Linked DNA regions of Homo sapiens: all the other regions are linked to region 2. A link is an interaction called in ENCODE POLR2A ChIA-PET data of the cell type or tissue named here. Cell type or tissue: MCF 10A. All regions are shown on one strand. Each heading gives the region's core, and the rest is flanking DNA. Links, peaks and the distances in the headings are about the cores only.

Region 1 (5,000 bases), core at 1-5,000, 430 kb after region 2:
GCCCCTAATGCGGGATTACAGGCATGAGCCACCGCGCCCGGCTAAACTTTTTTTCTTGAATTAATGGTGCAGAATTTTCCATTTCTGGTAAAACTCTTTTGAATACATTAAAGGTGAATTTTCTAAAAAAAAACAAAAAAGGGGGTAAAATGAGTTTCAGACAATGTGAAATGGTGCTAAAGATTTTATTTAACGCTTTATTAATAAAGGAACCAATAAAATGATGTAATCTGTTCAAAGTAGAATCCAAAGGGCAGATATACCTAGATATCAGGAGTATTAGAATGCATTTACCAATTTTCACTCACACAACTGGCTTTGGGGAGAGGCAGGAATGAAAAAGGAGGATTATCCCGCCACTGGATGGAATTCATGTATATACACAAGAATTATTTTCGTTGCTATCAGTTAGTTACAATGTACAGATCTATAAAATAGCTCAAAATTAATAAAAAGCTAGCATCAGATAACCTGGAAGGGTATATGCTAAACAATGCATAGTTTTGCATTGAAGATACACAGTATTCTTTTCTGACTATTCCATATTTCCTTACGAATATTTTAGCAATCACTATATCATCAGGTTTCTCTGTTTTCCAGTCTTTTGTCCTAACTCCATTGTAGTAAGGATATCACTTTAAATTTTTTTAAATGCAAATAAATCTAAGACCACTATTGTCAAGTTAATATCCACTTGGTACTTGTATGATGAATTATTATAGTTGTGAAGGTAATATAGTTTCTTATATGCTGAGACTATGGACCAGAGTTGGCTGTTAGTGCTGAGTACATAAGACATTAACAAAAAAGGATAATGAAAATGACCATAAATAGGAAAACGCTACCATGCCGCTTAATATTTTCCGAACTTTGAGTCATGATTTACTTGTGGGTCATGAAATCAAAGAGTGATAACAAAATTAAGAACAGAAAATATGAAAGTGTAGTATATATGGTGAAGTTAAGAATTGGTTCATAAAACCTTGGTTGCAGGATGTGCTCTGGGTCACAATGTGAAATCTACTTCTGCTATAGGTCAGAGTCAGTGGAAAGTCACTATTGTAGCCGGTACCTAACATGTTAAAGAGAAAGTCTATATAGTCTTACTCAGTATGAGTCACCACTGGACAATATTCAATATTCACCACCTCCTCAATATTCAAATCCTGGATAGCCTGAGAAAGTCAATGACATGCATTGTGCTGAGATCATGTGGTTCAGGTTAGAACAGTTTTTCTGGGCTTTGACTGAATCTCACAGATCTAAATGTGTTTTTATTGCCATGTTTGCTAAATGTCCTTGGTAAAGAGTGGAGACTCCAAGGAACACTGGTCAAGGTATGTCACCTTTTCACTAAAATAAACACAACTTTATTTCTCAACTAGGAATAGTGTCAACATAACTGAAAAATTCAAATAAATTTTGAATTGCTTGAACTGCCTTTATTATATATTTTATAGATTATCTAACATCAAATTATGCTATGATCACTTTTATTCAGTAACTTACTGATTTTGTATGTTTTTATACAGAAATGGATTATCATTCTAGTAGAGCCTGGAGAGTTCAAACTGTCTGAAAGTTCTACCTAATCTTTTCTACCTAATCAATGCATAAGACACTGGTAACTTCTTAGGCACTCTCTCATAATCTCTGCAATTTCCCTTCTGTATTCTGAAAGTAAACATCTATTTTTTCAATCTGTTGTAAGCTGCCATATATACAACAAGCTTATTACATCTTACAACCAGACTTCCACTTGTAAATTGCCTCCTCCTCCTCATATAGAAATTCTGGAGCTGCCACTCATATTTCTTCAGAATCCCAGTGACTCACTGTAGAATCAGCTCTGCCTTTTCTCAATTTCTGGCATCCTTCAAATATCTTTCAGATGAGAAATGGGGTTGAAATTGGACAACATTTCTTTCTACCATCCCTTGAGGACAAGATTTCAAAATCTTTACCCCCAGGCTTTCAAAGGCCAGGCCTGTAATGCCAAATACATGTGAGATGTTCTCCATTATGAAGTCCCTTGAATTCTAAATTTAAATCTCAAAAAAATCTAAATCTGAACTTTTTTTTTCCTGTCTCCCAGAACAGCTGCTTTCTCCTACTGACTTTCTGTGTTTATGAAGATCCCTTGTTTTCCCAGACTTCAAGACTCAAAACTTCAAGATCATATTGGACTCCTTTTTTGGTTCTCACCTTCTCCATTTAATCCATCATGAAAGTTTACATCACTCAACCAATTCGAAATCTGTCTGGCTGGGCTCTAAACCTACTTCACAGTGTTCATTCTGGCAAGAAGGTGTCATGAGAGTGTCTCTTGATTGACTCAATTGATGAGACCAGAAATAAATACAACATGACATCATGGTAGGAACAGTTTTCTATCTCTAGCTTAAAATAAATCTAAAACATAATAGGAACTTATTAGGAAGAACAATGGCTTTGTAATTTTCTGTCATTTAAAAAATAAAGAAAATTCTCCTTTCACAGGATTATTAAATGCTCATTCCAAAGTTTAAAAAATATTACTTGTATATGACTATATTTTATTTCACTTTATAGTAAGTTCCTTCTATAGTCCTGAATATATGGGTTGCTAGTTAAAATTAAAGCAGCCTGTAATCCTACTACTTAGGGAGGCTGAGGTGAGAAAATTGCTTGAGCTCAGGTTCAACACCGGCCTGGGCAACACGGCGAAACCCTGTCTCTACACGAATTACAAAAATTAGCTGGGTGTGGTGGTGTGTGCCTGTGGATCCAGCTACTCAGGAGGCTGAGGTGGAAGAATTGCTTGAGCCCAGGAGGTTGAGCCTCAATGAGCTATGATCACGCCACTGCACTCCAGCCTGAGTGACAGAGTGAGACCCTATCTCAGTAAGTAAATAAATATGTAAATAAAACTAAAGCAGAGACCATGATTTCCTTTCTATTGTTTTCTAATTCTTCTTTAAATGAGTCACTTTGCACTTTTCTTTTCTACAACTGGAAAATCAACAAATACATTTTAAGCTACTGAGGGCCAATAGGTTTCAATTTCCTTATTGGCTAAGATTGACGGTTACTACTTGGAGTGCTGTGTCAGGAAGAATTGTGAGTCACAACCAGGTCCTGCCAGAAGGAATACTGTGCTCAATTAGTGAGGTCCTCTGTGGGCTTGAGAAGGGAACATGATGGCTCGCATGTCACATGAAGCAAGAATCAAGGCCAATCTGAAAGTAGAACAGAAGAGTTTGACACTTAGATGGCATACTTGAATGCTATGTAATTAAGGCTTTTGTCACAAAAGTGGCTATTTTGCCATCCTGTCACAATACTGAAATTCTAGGATTAGCAACTTTTAAAGACTTTTTGAAACCTTTCACTAGTAAAAAAGTTTTTGAAAACTTTCACTATTAAAATACTACCTTTATTGTTCTTATTCTGGGAAAGTGAATGGGTTTAAGTCATTATCAGCAAACAGTTAAGGAGGAAGTAGTCTATGAGATTGATTTTCAACCTTGAGTGTGGATGAAAGAAATGATCTTTGTAATGAAATATGGGGTGCATTTATTAGAAGGAGAAAGTGAGAACCAGGAGGATGAAACTGTGAGTAGAAAGAGAACTGAAATTGGAATTGGATGGCAACAACGATGTCTTTGTCTCCTTAAGAAATAGCTTCCCATCTCCTCTTTGAAAAAAGCTTTAAAAAAAAGTAAAAGAAAAACTAATGAAACTAAACAAAAAATAAAAAGAAAAATAAATCAAACCTTGGTGAGGTTCATCCTTAATATTCTCTAAAAAGGCTCCAAATTTTCCTCGTTCTTTATCCCTTACTAGGTCAGCAGCAGCATATCAAAGAAGCACAAACAACTTGCTGAATTCGATTCTAAGTGGGCATAGCTTTGTGCCTGCTAAAAGGAAATAAGGATTTAGGCCCTTTAGATATAATGGCGACAGCAACAACAGCAATAAATACAATGGCCACCACTCCTGAGTGTACCATGTCTTGGTTTTGCTCTGAAATGCATGTACATGCTGGATCTCCTTTAATTCTCATCCAATCCATGATGCATCACTCTAATTATCTCTGATTTACAGCTGGGCTTCAGTAGTCTGCTTAAAGTCATGCAATGAGCAAATGACAGAGCCAGAATTTAAACCCAAGTCTTTCTTAGGCCAAACCTTATTTCTACCTTTCTCCCTTGCCTGTGTTCTCTTTCAGTTTCTTACTGAGACCTAGGTAACTATCCATGTCAGCTCTAGGGCTCAGACAAGATGAGTCACACTTGCAGGAAATATGAGAGAGAAAAAGCTACAACTCTATAGCATGAAAAGTGATTTTCATATTGTTTATACTTAAATGAGACGCTCTGCACTAAAATTCTCTCGTTTCCACACTTTGTACGGATATATAAATTCTCCCAAAATAGGATCCAGGTGCCATTTATATAGCAACATTAACCCTGAATCTCTCAGTGGGAAAAATCCTGTAAACTGATGATAATACTCATGTTGGCACAGGATAATATTAGAAAACCAAAGAAAACATTTTCTGGTTTGTGTACCTTGAATAAACAGATGTTTAAAATTCTACTTTCCCTACATTTACCAAGCATATAAATGAGAACTAATTAGACTGAAATTCCATGGACCGTGTTCCAACGCCCTAGTTTAGTCATCCAGTATAAACACTGTAAATGAATAAAATGCAGTATATTTAACAATTTAGAGTCACGGTTCCTTAAATTCAACTGATACAGTATTACAGTGCACTGAGTAACAAAAAGTGACTGAAGTTTTGTTATTTTATTTGGAAAAACAATTACCACAGAAAAGTACATAGTATGAAAATATTCATGTGTCCTCATCCCAGAATTAATTAACATTTTGCCATATATGCTTCTAAAATTGTGTTTAATAAAGACAAAATAAAACATTACAAAGAAAGCTGCAGTATTTTTGTATCCCTTCCAGATGGAATATCCCCTTCTCTTTCTCTCCCTCTCCAGAGT
Region 2 (8,136 bases), core at 1,182-6,181:
TTTGGGCAAGCGATTATAGGCATTTTAATATGAAAATCATCAGATGGATGGATGTGAGTTTTATACATAATTATGGGGGATTTTTAAAAAAGTGTTGGTTAACTAAAATTTATGTATTTTATGAAATTTTGGAGAATAGAGGAGGACTTTTCTAGTCCAACCTCTTGTCTAGTGCTCTATTCCTTAAACAATAGGCCTGCCAGGTAATCAATGGGACTGTACTTACATACCCTTAGTGATGGGATGCTCTATGTTTTAACAAATCTGATAATAAGAAAGTTTGTGTTATGTTTGAGCTTAAGTCTTGCCATGTAGCTTTTACCTGTTTATATTCACATTGCTCTCTAGAGTACCTGGAATAAGTTTGAGGACTTGTCCACAAAAAGGCTGCAGAGGACAGCTCTTATGTACCTTCAGAATTGTGTTTATTTATTTGTCAACAAATCTCTTTATGTGCCAGATATAATAAAAGAATTTTAAAGACATAATAACATCTCCATGGCCTTTGCCATGTATCTTCAATGCTTCTGTGGTATCTGGCACATACTAGGCATTCAGCAGATATTATTGAATGAGTGGCGAAGGCCATGATTCTTGACTAGAGATGCTCAGTCTCACTGGGGCAATCAGACATAGAAAGAGTTGAATGATAAGGAAAAGACAACAAATCCATTACAAAATGAGCAAATAATATCAACAGGAAATTAATGGAAGATGAAAACCATATAGCCAAAAACATCTGATATAATGCTTAATCTCATTAGTAATCATGGAAATGTAAATTAAAATGACACTGAGATACCATTTCACAGCTATGCAATTGGCAAAAATTGAAAAGTCTGACAATATCAAGTGTTGGTAAGAATGTGGAACAATTAGAACAATAATACACTGGGGTGGGTGGATAACTGATAAATCAGTTTGGAGAGCCATTTGGCAATATGTTGTAAAATTTAAAAGTACAGAACCTGTGACTCAGCAATTCCATCTCTGGGTATATGCCTTAGAGAAATTATTCCACATATGCAGAAAGAGGCATGTACAAGAAGTTCATTGAAGCATTGTTTTAGCAGCAAAGAACTGTAAAAATCTAAATGTCCATCAATGAAAGAATGGATAAACAAATTGTATTATATTCATCAAAGCAATATTTTTACAGCAATGATATTGAGTGAACTAAATCAAATGTGAATAATTCTCAAACATCAGAATTAAATTTAAAAAAGCAAGTTGAAGAGGGCCAAGTTACAGTATGATACCATTTGCACAAAATTTTAAAACCACTTAAGCAATATTATGAAAATAACCATACAAAGTAAAAATATGTATGGGAATGATAGATGTCAGACTCAGGATACTATGTAATTGCTTACTGGGCCAGGGTAAGGAAATGTAATTGAGCAGGAATATATAAGAGGCTCCAACTGGATTTGTGATGTTTTATTTTTTAGCCATGTATGGTTGTATAGGTACACATATGACAATTTTTTATAGTAATGAACCTTCTACAGCCAGGCTTGTATCTAAACGTTAGCTGATTCGATCAGGAGTGGGTGGACATCTGATAAATCTAGACCAATCCTATTCTTTTTCATGTATGTGAAATATTTTCTTTTTCCCAAAAGGGAAAGGCAATAGTGCCAATTGTGGCAGACAATGCCCTTTAGCTGAAATATTGCAATTATTGTTCTTCCTTGCCATCTTCTGCCCAATACTCATCTTTCTAGCCTCAGCTGCAGTTGATGGTGTACTTGAGACACAGTTCTATGAATGAGATATAAGCAAAAGTCTTTTGGAATTTTTTCAGAGAAAGTTTTTGTATTTCTGATAATATGAACAAATCAAGCTAGTAACAATCTTCCTCTTCTTTTTCCTGCTTTGAACATTGATGAGATATCTGGAGCTCTGACAGTTATCTTGCAACCATGAGGTCAAGAAAAGGTCAAGAGAATCACAGAGATGACAGCCTTAACATCACTGGACCACTCACTCAGTGCCAGAAACTACCTGCCTCTAGACACCTTGCTATGTAAACACGAATAAATACATTTTCAACTGTTTAAGACCGTCTGGATTAGAGTTTTTTAAAAAAGGCTTTTGAACTGATACAATGGCATGTTGTAAAGAGAGATTAAGTTCCACCACCTGTTCCAGTTTGCCAATATTCCTGTTAATGAGGCACCTCAGATCGAAGGCTCTATTCCAGGAGAATCAGATTTTTATCAAATGGAGGGAGGCTGTCATTTTTTCTCATTTTAATGTATACATGTATATTATTATGTCCCAAGATCAAGCTTGCTCATTTGGTAGCCTTATAACACTGGTGAGTCATCTTAAACTTACTGCCAACTCAGGCCCCAGCATCCTTGACTAGCAGTTTGGTATTTATAAGGCAGTGTTCCTTACAGTAAGTAGAAAGTATAATCCATGACTGGTAAGCAGAGGCTCATACAGGCTAAAGTACTTTCCCCAAAGCCATGCAAGTCACAGAATTCCTTTGACCCTTCTTTCCCCTAAGAACTTCTCTTCAGTCTGCCCCCGTGGGCTCCCATGCACCCATGTTTGCATTCTTGGTCCTACCTGATTGGTTCAAGTGTGGATACCTGACTGAAGCTGTACTAGTCCTGTTGTCTCTCTGCAGTGCTTTCAAGATTGGAAAATCATTCCGATTTTTAAAGAATTCATTGCAATGGATGTGGAATGAGACTCAAAGTCCCAACATTATTTCAGAAACCTGTTAATCTTGAAGAGCAGGTATATGTAGGTCATTAGAGATAACAGTCAAAAATGTCTCCTGCTGAAATTGGTGTGTCCCCCTCATACTGTGTTGCCACCTTACCTGACTCATCCTGCTCAATACTACTGTGGATTAGGTGCTCTATGCCTTTTAGTTTCTGTCTCTCCACATTCAACCTAATATACTTCTTCCTAGGAAGAAGTGTGTGCTACCACATTATATTATGGAGTAAGAAAGTAAACATTTTTTTCCAAGTAATACATGCTTATGTCTATGTATCTGTCTCCTTATAGTAAAATCTACAAAAAGAAGGCAACAGAAATAAAACATTGTTAATTTCAATGTAAGGAAAGATTTAAGACACAAATTGACTGCAAGCTGTTAGGGACTGATTGTACCTTTGCTCCTGTGGATACTGGGAATTTTAAGGCAGTTTTCATAAATGAGAGAATTCAAGCATTAGAAAGATTTTAGGGAAGGGTCTCTGAAAAAAAAGGATAGCATCTAAAGGTTGGCCTTCTCTATATTTGCATGGGGTTAGCCTTGAGCATTTTGGTTTACGCAATAACTTGGGTGGATCTTGTACTTTCATTCCTGAAGAGTGCAGTGAACTTTTTTTTCTGAGACAGCCTACAGTTGAGTGACATGTTTTAGATTACCAGAGCCCTCAAATTTCAATTTTAACTAGCTGGAATGAGCAGACATTTTATTTTTATTGTTTGGTATAGGAACTTTGAAGAGTAATGATTCTTCTTTGCCACCGGAGTAGTCTTTAGGAAAAACAAAATAGTTAAGGTAATTTCCATAAAGAATCCTGCTCATGGCAACAGCCCCCATTGATAATTAGTCCCATTCAGAGAGATGGGTATGGAATTCAACTAACATCTTATTTCTCTACAGGAAATGTTTAGGTATCCCCCATGTTCTTGACTGTCACTTGGGACTAAGACTATTTTAGAATGTAAGGGGAAGATAGAAGAGATTTCTTGGAAGCAAAGAAAACAGCCTATTAGGGTCAAAACAATTATATGAGGAGTCCCTGTGGGTTTTGCGCTAAGTAAGCATGGCCTTATAGAAAATACAGATTGAGGCAATCAGCTCCTTCCAATTTTATGCAAGCAGTAGCAATGGGAAGTATGCCAAGAGAGATGATTAAGGATTAAACAACAGCATGGGAACTTGCTCAGAAGCTCCAAAATGTTGTCGCCAGCACCTGATATTTCTACATCCCTAACTTCTGGATTGTGAAAGGTGGTGCCCTTCTCCCAAACTCCACCCCTTAGCCCACTTACAGCTCCAGGGAAAGTTGAGGAAGAGAAAGATTCTGTCTCTATCAAATCCTAATAGGGAGCAGAGCCAAGAGAGACAGGAAGAGGCATGCTCATTTCCAACCTTTTTTGGCAAGCTCAAGCGGGAGCAAAAGCCATTGCCAATTCTATTTTTTAATACAGATTTAAAAAGGGTTGTGTCTACACATGCAAAGGGGAGTGCACAGTGCACTGTGTTAATTTAAGCAGCACAACAATTTTTTTAATAAAAAGAAAGGCTGACTATTCAGATATTTGTTTTACATTTGGTAGATCCAAATTGGGGGAGGAGACCAAAGTGCAATAATTTCTCCTCTAGTTATGCGTGTGCTTTCCAGCCCTACATTTATCGCTCTTCCAGTTCCAGGCTGGGCCAGCCAGAGACCATCCCTGGGACTTTTCAGTTTGAAGTGAGGAGAGAGAAACTCTTTCCTTTTGGAGACAGAATTGAGTTGCTAGATGTAGTGGACCATGATGTGAGCGCACTTTGGTAGTCTGAGTTGGATAACTATTAGGAGAGAGCAAGAGGCCAGGTGCGGTGGCTCACACCTGTAATCCTAGCACTTTGGGAGGCTGAAGTGGGTGGATCACTTGAGATCAGGAGTTCGAGACTAGCCTGGTCAACATGGTGAAACCCCGTCTCTACTAAAAATACAAAATTTAGCTTGGCGTGGTGGCGGGCGCCTGTAATCCCAGCTCCTCAGGAGGGTGAGGCAGGAGAGTCACTTGAACCTGGGAATCGGAGGTTGCAGTGAGCTGAGATCATGCCACTGCACTCCAGCCTGGGCAACAGAGCAAGACTGTCTCAGAAAAAAAAAAAAAAGAGATTGAGAGAGAACAAGAATGATAGTGAAAGCTAGAGAATAAAAGAGTGATTCCAATTGTATAGTTTGATGAAATGAGAAGTGAAGGAAATGCGTGTAGTTTAAAGGCAAATACACATGCTTGGGCCTGAAAAGTTAACACAAATTGGAGTTGTTTGGTAAAATGGTAGTTGAGTAATTTGGAAAAAAAACCTCATGGTATGTATAGATGCCTTTCCTGGAAAGTCATAGGTTCAATGAATTAACAAATGTTTGTGGAGGACCCTCATAGGATTAGTCATGCTAGGCTATTTGCAGGGGATCCTAGATTGTTTGATGAGAGCAGGGACCATGGCTATTTTGTTTTGGTCTGCATAATCCCTTATGGGTAGATATTGTTATTACTTTTTTTTTTTTGAGACAGGGTTTTGCTCTGTTGTCCACAGTGGAATGCAATGGTGCAATCTCGGCTCACTGCAGCCTCTGCCTCCTGGGTTGAAGTGATTCTCCTGCCTCAGCCTCCCGAGTAGCTGGGGTCACAGACAAGCACCACCATGCCCAGCTAATTTTTGTAATTTTTAGAGATAGGGGGTTTTGCCATGGTGCCCAGGCTGGTCTTGAACTCCTGGGCTCAAGTGATCCTCTCACCTTGGCCTCCTAAAGTACTGGGATTACATGTGTGACCCACTGCAGTTGGCCTGTTATTAGCATTATGTAAAGACTCAGAGAGCTTAAAACTTGCCTAGGGTCATCAGCTAGTTAGTGTGACTGCAAAGCTTGCTGGTACTGCTATTACAATGCTATCTAGACAACAGGTATAAGACTGTTGTTCTCTGGGCTGATAGAAGAGAGAAAGGAGGACAAAGGAAGAATGGTTGATTTAGAACCTTTTTAGCAACATCTATCTATCTATCTATCTATCTATCTATCTATCTATCTATCTATCTATCAGTCATCTACCTACTTCCTTATCAGGGTAAATAGCTGTAACCATTTATTGAATGCTTGTATGTGCAAGACTCTATGGTATTTTATCTCATTATATCCTCACTTCAAAATAGATAATATTGCCCCATTTTATGGATGAGGAAACTGAGACTCAAAAGATCACACAGTGGATTAGTGTTAGACCCAAGATTTGACAGTGGGTTTGTCTGACTCCAAAGTCACCACTCTCAACTATTTTCTACACTGCTGCCCTGACAGAGGAGTTTCTAAAATAGTCTTGCTTCTCTCTTCTAGTCAGTGAATATTTCCCACAGTCTGTTTCCCCATCATATTTTAAAAGGCAGTTTTACATTCCCCATGAAAAATTTGTGCTCCAAAGATTATATATAAAGAAACATTCATTTATATAGTCAGTGTTACATTTAACAGCCTTTTTATATTCTAGTCTTTTAAATTGAAAAGTATCTCGGTCAAAAATTCAAACAGTCAAAATAGAGAAATCCAGCAACACAAATCTCCCTCCTGTCCAAGATACCGAGTGCTCTTCTCCAGAACCCACTGCTGCTAATCTGCTTCCTGAGATCCTATATGGATATATAAGTACAACTATGTTTTTTGGTACCTTATTTTTCTTCTAGCTTCAGGACTTGGGGATCTTTTACTTTAATACATATTGCTCTTCTTGGTTTAATAATAGCATAGCAGCCACTGCATGAATGCAGTATACCTTACTTACTGAGCCCCTAATTGATGGGCATTTTTGTTGTTTCTGGTATTATGTAATGAGCATCCGTATACCTATTCCTTTATATACTTGTTCCAGTTACGGTCAAGTTCTTGGAAGTGAAACTGTTGGTTAAAAGGGCATCTTTGTCTATTTTGAGAGTCCCACAATGCCCAGCCATACTCAGCTGAGTAATAAACACACAGCATATGCTAAGTAAGAGGCAGTGAAGTACTGTGGTTAGAGCACCAACTCTGCCATCAGCCTGTTCCAGCTCTGCAACACACAGTCGGTATGCCTTTGGGTGGGTTATTTAAACTTCCAGAACCACAGTTTGCCATCTATTAAACAGAATAATAATAATACTTTTTTGAACTAGCTATGTAGCAGGCACTCTTTTAAATGCTAGGCTCACACTATCTTATGATGTAGGTGCTATTAGCATCCCCCCTTACAGATGAGGAAACTAGGCACAGAGAGGTTACTTACTTTGTTCAAGGTCACACAGCTAACAAGTGGTAGAGCCAGGATTTACCATCTAGGAAGTATGGCTCTAGAGCCCACCTTTTAAATACTTTCTTGGAGGGGGAGTTGCATGGATTAAATGAGACAGGTAGGTAGGTAATAGATGGGGGGAGTTGGGGAGAAAGAGAGAGAGAAGGAGAAAACAAAGAGTAAGAGAACATGAATATGAATGTAGCATGGTGTGCGGACCTCAAATTATGGGATATGGCTACAACAGAGATAAAATCCCAATCCTTCTTCCTCCAGTGCACATCCTTTAAGGATGAACAAGCTGGTCTGATGGATTTCCTTAAGATTTCATTTCTATGAAAAGGAAGAGTAGAAACGGAGAAGCATGTGACTCTGGAGATCTGCTAAATCTTTTAGTCTGGAAGCCAACAGGACCATGGGAATATATATAATGCTGAGACAGGGAATCAAGTGGTACTGATTAAAAAAGCTTTAATGAGTATAAGCCATTAGTATTTTATCTGAGGAAGCCTAAACGTGGGGTGGACATGGGCAACTAGTTACGGAGTATGACCTTGGCTGTGAACAATGGATTGTCAGGCTAGACCACATGGAGAAATTCTTCCTGATAAAATGAAGTGTGATATTCTGGGAGAGTTAGGCAGGGTTCCTAAAGGGTGAGGCAGTGCTCTACATGCATGACCTCACTGAATCCTCACAACAGCTGTCTGAGGTTGATGGGATTATTGCTCCTGTTTAACCAATGAGGAAATGGAGGCAAAAAGGGGTGATATGACTTGCCCAAGCCTCTGTATTCTTATTCATCACATTTAGCCTGAAGAGGTGGTGGCCATTTCTCTCATAGAGAGCACAGTTAAAATGGCAGAGACATGAGTTTGTGTCTTGTGTCTGCCACTAGGTGGGTAACCTTGGGCAATACACCACATAGTTCCAAGCCTCTGTGTTCTTATCTGTCATATGGGGGTGGGATAGTATCTAACTTACAGGTGGAAGGTTAGATGAGGTAATTCATGTGAAATACAGCACAGTGGCTGGCACATGGTCAGCACTCAAGAAATATATTAAGATCTGGAAAATACAGATTTTCAAAAAATGGATGTCAAAAATCACAATGTTTAAAAT
Region 3 (5,000 bases), core at 1-5,000, 100 kb before region 2:
GTAGCTGGGACTACAGGCACCAGCCACCATGCCCGGCTAATTTTCTGTATTTTTAGTAGAGACAGGGTTTCACCGTGTTAGCCAGGATGGTCTCAATCTCCTGACCTCATGATCTGCCCGCCTCGGCCTCCCAAAGTGCTGGGATTACAGGCGTGAGCCACCGCGCCTGGCCTAATGCTTTTTAATTTTCAAAGTAAACGTACATGCACAAATCCTGTCAGGTAAAAACCCTCTCACTATTTTACAGAAATTGAAACTGTGACAAAAAGCAGTAAGTGACTTTACAAATATATGCAGGAGAGCAGAGGCCTGATCCTTTATATTTTATTTAAAGATTCGCTGTTGACAAAAATTATTAAAGATACATGAGGAACTAACATACCCAATATTAAATATTTCCCTTCAGATAAGTGTTAAGGTTTCCTGGTTTTTTTTTTCTTTTTCTCTTTAAATGCCTTTAGTTTTCACATCTGTAAAATTAAGGTAAATAACAGCTGCCTTCTGTGCTTCATGGATATTGACAGAATTGAGACTTAATACAGTAACTAGAATAAAAACTTTCACAGAGTTGAGATTTAAATGAGATGAATGCATGCAAAGTGCTTAGCATAGTGCTGTCACATAATTGGTGCTTAATCATTATTAGGTAAAAAAAAATTAACAAAATGAATAGAGAAGAATACAGACACTGTATATTTTAAAAATCTAAATGAGTCAAAAGTAACTCTTATAAAATATGTGGCTAGTCTGTATTATGTCAATCAACTATTTGTTCCAGATGTCTAGAAGAGACCCAGATAATTAAAGAAGCCTACCAGGGAACTTAGATAACTAAGAATTGAGATATTCAAACTGGCAACACCGCTCATTAAGTGTTTTGTGATCTTTACCTCAACACTTTCTATGGATCTCAATTTCTCATTCGAAAAAATTAGGGGGTAGAATTAGGGAAACTCTCAAGTTCTTTTAAGTTCTAATCTAAAATAACTGTAACGAACATAGAAAACAAGCTCTGAGAACCCAAGAGCCCCACCTCTCGGGTGCTAACAGCAGCAATAGTTTATTTTTATATATCACCAACTACATTATTTTAAATCCTTATCTTATAAAAACACCAAATCTGCATTCACATCTATTTGTCTTACATTCGATAATCTATAAAGAAAATGTCAAAGAACCAACTTTGTTATACCATTCCCTACCCTAATTACTTCCCTCATCAAATTGACGGGTTAAAAGGATTGTGGAATTTTAGAAACACACACACAGGTGTTTTGAAAACAATTCAAACACAGTTGTAAAGAAAGTATTTTTGACTCCAAAGTACCTAGTTGGAGGCCATGGACTGTCTCCCTTAGCATTAGAAACTAGGTCTTTGGACTTTTAGTTGAGTATTTTTCTTCTGTTTCTACTACTGAATATCTAAATCAAATTCTTTGGAAGGGATGGTTAAAAAAATAAAAAAGCAAAATCTGCAATTTAAATAGTCTTAAAATTAAGGAAGCTCTTATCCTCAATAATTATAAAAGAAAACATTAAAACGATAACATAAAGTAAAACAGTGTCCATAACAAACTGGTAGAGCTTTAGTGTTCAGCATGTGACAATCATAAGGTCATAAGTCACAGCACTGCCCCAACCAGCATGAAATAATAAATCATGTAGTGAATTGTATCATTTCATAATAGCTTTCAAAATTTGGCTATCAAATATACTTTCATAATAGCCACAGCTAAATATTATGGACAGTTATGAAATCAACTAGAATAAAGGCTAATTTTATTGTAAAAAGAAATAGTAAGTTAACACTTTTTGCAACAAACTATGTCTTAAACACTGCATACTTATTGAACTCTCAAATTATTAGTTACAAAAATAAAAATTCAAGGTAAGATAATGCGTAAACATTTACAACTAATCATATCATTAAAACTTTTTTCCCCTTATATATATTTTTGGTGCCCTACAGTGAGAATGAAAAAAAAATTATAAAACAACAGGTACTTTCACTGAACTTGCTGCATTATAGACAGGATTAATGTTGTTGAAACTTGCTAAAAAGAAAAAATATTTAAAAGCACTCGAAATTAATACTTGGGTTACTCTGAAAAAGCATGTTTAAGCATGCAGCTCTATTGGGATGTAATTAATATTTAAATTGGACAAGTGATAAAATTCGGGGATAACACACTTTCATTCAAAATACTGAATTTAAGGAATGTATTGCAATATAAATGGTTTAAGTGACTGTCTAGCACTTGCAGAACCCCATAATTTATTCTGCATATTATGAAAAATTAATTTTCTCAATATTCCAGCAGAAAAATACATAACCCATAGAAATATATTACCAAAGAAAAGGGTTGCTCTCCAGTCAGTTGACAATGGCTGTAAAAGGGCACTATGATATATGAAATGATTATATCAACATTAAGACATTAGGTCGACTACATTCAAGTCATTAGATTTTCATTTATTAAACAGCAGCTTAAATAAAAATGAGAAAAATATGAACTTAATCTTAGCTAAAATAATCTTCAAGTAAAATGTGCATTTTATCCTTTTTTGATAATAAAGCATAGTAAGAAACAACATAACTCAAAAATTAGTATTATATAGCCATGGTCAGTTTTAGATTTCTACCTGAAATAAAAGAAATTAAATTGTAATTCTGATTGATGCATTCCCTTGTACCTATAGTCCTAAATTTTTCTTTTCTTAAACCTCTAATTCATGACAGTTGATCCAAACTGTTAGTTTTCAGAACTGATCTGGATATTCCTAAACTTATCTATAGCATCCCACATCTCTGTTGCTCCTCCCTCTTCACCCTCCACCCCCAATTAATTCATGAACTCCACTGGAAATTCTGTATTTAGAGACATTTACAACAGTATTGAGCACTAAGGAAAGCAACCTGTCACAATTAGGTGTCTGGGGGTTAAAACCACTGTCTACAAATAATTTTGAACTGCAATAAAATTCTATTTCTTTCTTAATATGTAAAATGAACAAAAATCACCATCACAAGTCACACCCTAATCTAGTTTAGCATAGAAATGATCACACATAATTCAACAGGGAAAGGAACACTTAGTAGACCTTTTCTTTTTTAAAATTGAAATTCTCAATAGGAATATTTTATTTACTTGAAAAATACAAAACCCAAGTATTAATAGAATATGCCAGAAGAAAATAAGAGCAGTCGGCTCTCTGAAGCTGCAGAAATAAGGACAGCATGGGCTTTTAAAAATCCTTTCTAAAGGTCAATATGTAATGGATTTTTTTTTGTAGTTATAGCTTAATTCAACAAAATTTTCTTGAAAACTCTTTATGCAACAGGAATCATCAATGTATATTTTCCATGACTCAGAAATATGAAAACAAGTGCCCATTAATCTGGCAAATACCTGTAAATATTGCATTACACAATTACTCTTGATGAAAATATTACCAGGATGTCCTCAGAAGGGTAAATGCTATTCAGCACAAACCTATTTTGCTTATTTAATTTGCCCACCTAAGTACTAGTACACAATGAGAACCCACTGCTCATTAAAATTAGGAATAATCATTAAAGTAAAAAAGAATGTGCTTTAAGAACTAAGCCTAAGCCTCAGACCTTGTCTAAGCTTAATGTAAATTAAGATTTCCTGGGCTGTTTCAGTCACCTGCAGGCCAGAGTAGACTAAGATTTATGTAACTAACCAATTAATGCAGATGTTCCGACTTTCACATTAGGCAGTCACATTAAAGTAAACCCTTTTGATCCAATCTTTCCTTCACTAAATCTCAAAAGGCCCCTAAAGTGATCTCTACCCACATATCCATTTCACTATTAATACAATTTGCATTTAACCTACATTTATGCAAGGTATATTTCAGAATAAGTCTTTCATAAAATGTATAAACATTAAATAAGTAGCAAAAGTGGTCAGACTAAAATACATGTAACACAAATAGACAAGACCAAAATAACATATGAATTATGTTACCAATTATAAAAATACAAGGGGACTAGCCATAGAAACATCGTAAGTAATTTCAATAAAATCTGACCACATGCTAGTCACATATTTCTGCATTAGTCATTTCACACTAAAATGACACACCTGAATACACAGTGTGTTTTAAAAACTTTTTTTACTAATCATGTAGCCATAACAAGTTACAGATTTAAAAAATAAGATTCTCATCATAAAGCTAAAAATAAGTGAAAATATATTTAAAAAGAAATCTCCTTTAACATTCAGAAATCACTTTACATAAATGAGTACCAGAAATATTAAGCTTAAAAAACACTGAAACACCCATTGCCAGAATCTTTAGAAGGAAAAGAAAAAGAAAAAAGGTAGGAAGTAAAGAAAGTATCCATGGGGGTGAGGGTAAATCACAGTCAAAACAAATCTCTTCTCTTCGTATTTCCTCTTTTTCTGAGAAAACATTCAACATGATGTTAGCAGAATTTGCTTCATTCATTCTGTATTTGTACAGGTCTTCAATTTCATTACTTTTATAAAACCAGATACAGATGCGATTACTAATGAGACATTAAAATCTACATAAATTTTAGTAGCTTCATTAAGTGCCAATCATCACTTAATTTTAGACTCTGCCGAAAACTGAATTTACAAGTTCATCCTACATCATTCATTCTCTCCAATAATCCCTCCCTTCAGGATACGAACAATTTTTTAACACTAAAATTTCAACATAATCCCAATAAAAGCTCTAATACCACCTAAAACCATTTCTGTTCTCTACCTCTGTCATTAATGCTTAAATGAAACAAGGCTGAAAATCAAATAATGCAGAAATGTGCCTTCGTCAATAAGTTTATGCTAAATGTACTGAACTTCAGTATTTTTAAAAGCATATTAAGTTAGAATGACTAGTTTGTTTTACTTAAAGAATAGATTTTGAGAATAAGGTTTCTCTTGTTTTACTATAAATGAACTTAGAAAATGCTTTACTAAGCTCAATCATAATATTCATAATTT

Evidence for each region. Peaks named below come from ENCODE experiments on the same cell type or tissue, not always from the same donor. Only the 100,000 strongest peaks of a DNase experiment are listed, where the experiment ranks them.
Region 1: POLR2A ChIA-PET joins it to region 2 with 11 read pairs; 2 of 35 experiments call an interaction of 5 or more read pairs at or near these places.
Region 3: POLR2A ChIA-PET joins it to region 2 with 12 read pairs; 9 of 35 experiments call an interaction of 5 or more read pairs at or near these places.

Annotation. Positions count from the first base shown.
Region 1 is chr5:143,919,830-143,924,829 of GRCh38, forward strand. No RefSeq gene overlaps it. Among named protein-coding and RNA genes, the nearest start is that of HMHB1, 110 kb to the left of the region's middle. In MCF 10A, for the core only: no CTCF peak of the experiment used is centred there; DNase peaks (open chromatin) are centred at 1,882, 3,102 and 4,242.
Region 2 is chr5:143,492,009-143,500,144 of GRCh38, forward strand. No RefSeq gene overlaps it. Among named protein-coding and RNA genes, the nearest start is that of NR3C1, 92 kb to the left of the region's middle. In MCF 10A, for the core only: no CTCF peak of the experiment used is centred there; DNase peaks (open chromatin) are centred at 2,363, 3,313 and 3,983.
Region 3 is chr5:143,392,093-143,397,092 of GRCh38, forward strand. The region is part of intron 2 of NR3C1 (nuclear receptor subfamily 3 group C member 1); the gene reads right to left. Among named protein-coding and RNA genes, the nearest start is that of NR3C1, 9.1 kb to the right of the region's middle. In MCF 10A, for the core only: no CTCF peak of the experiment used is centred there; no DNase peak of the experiment used is centred there.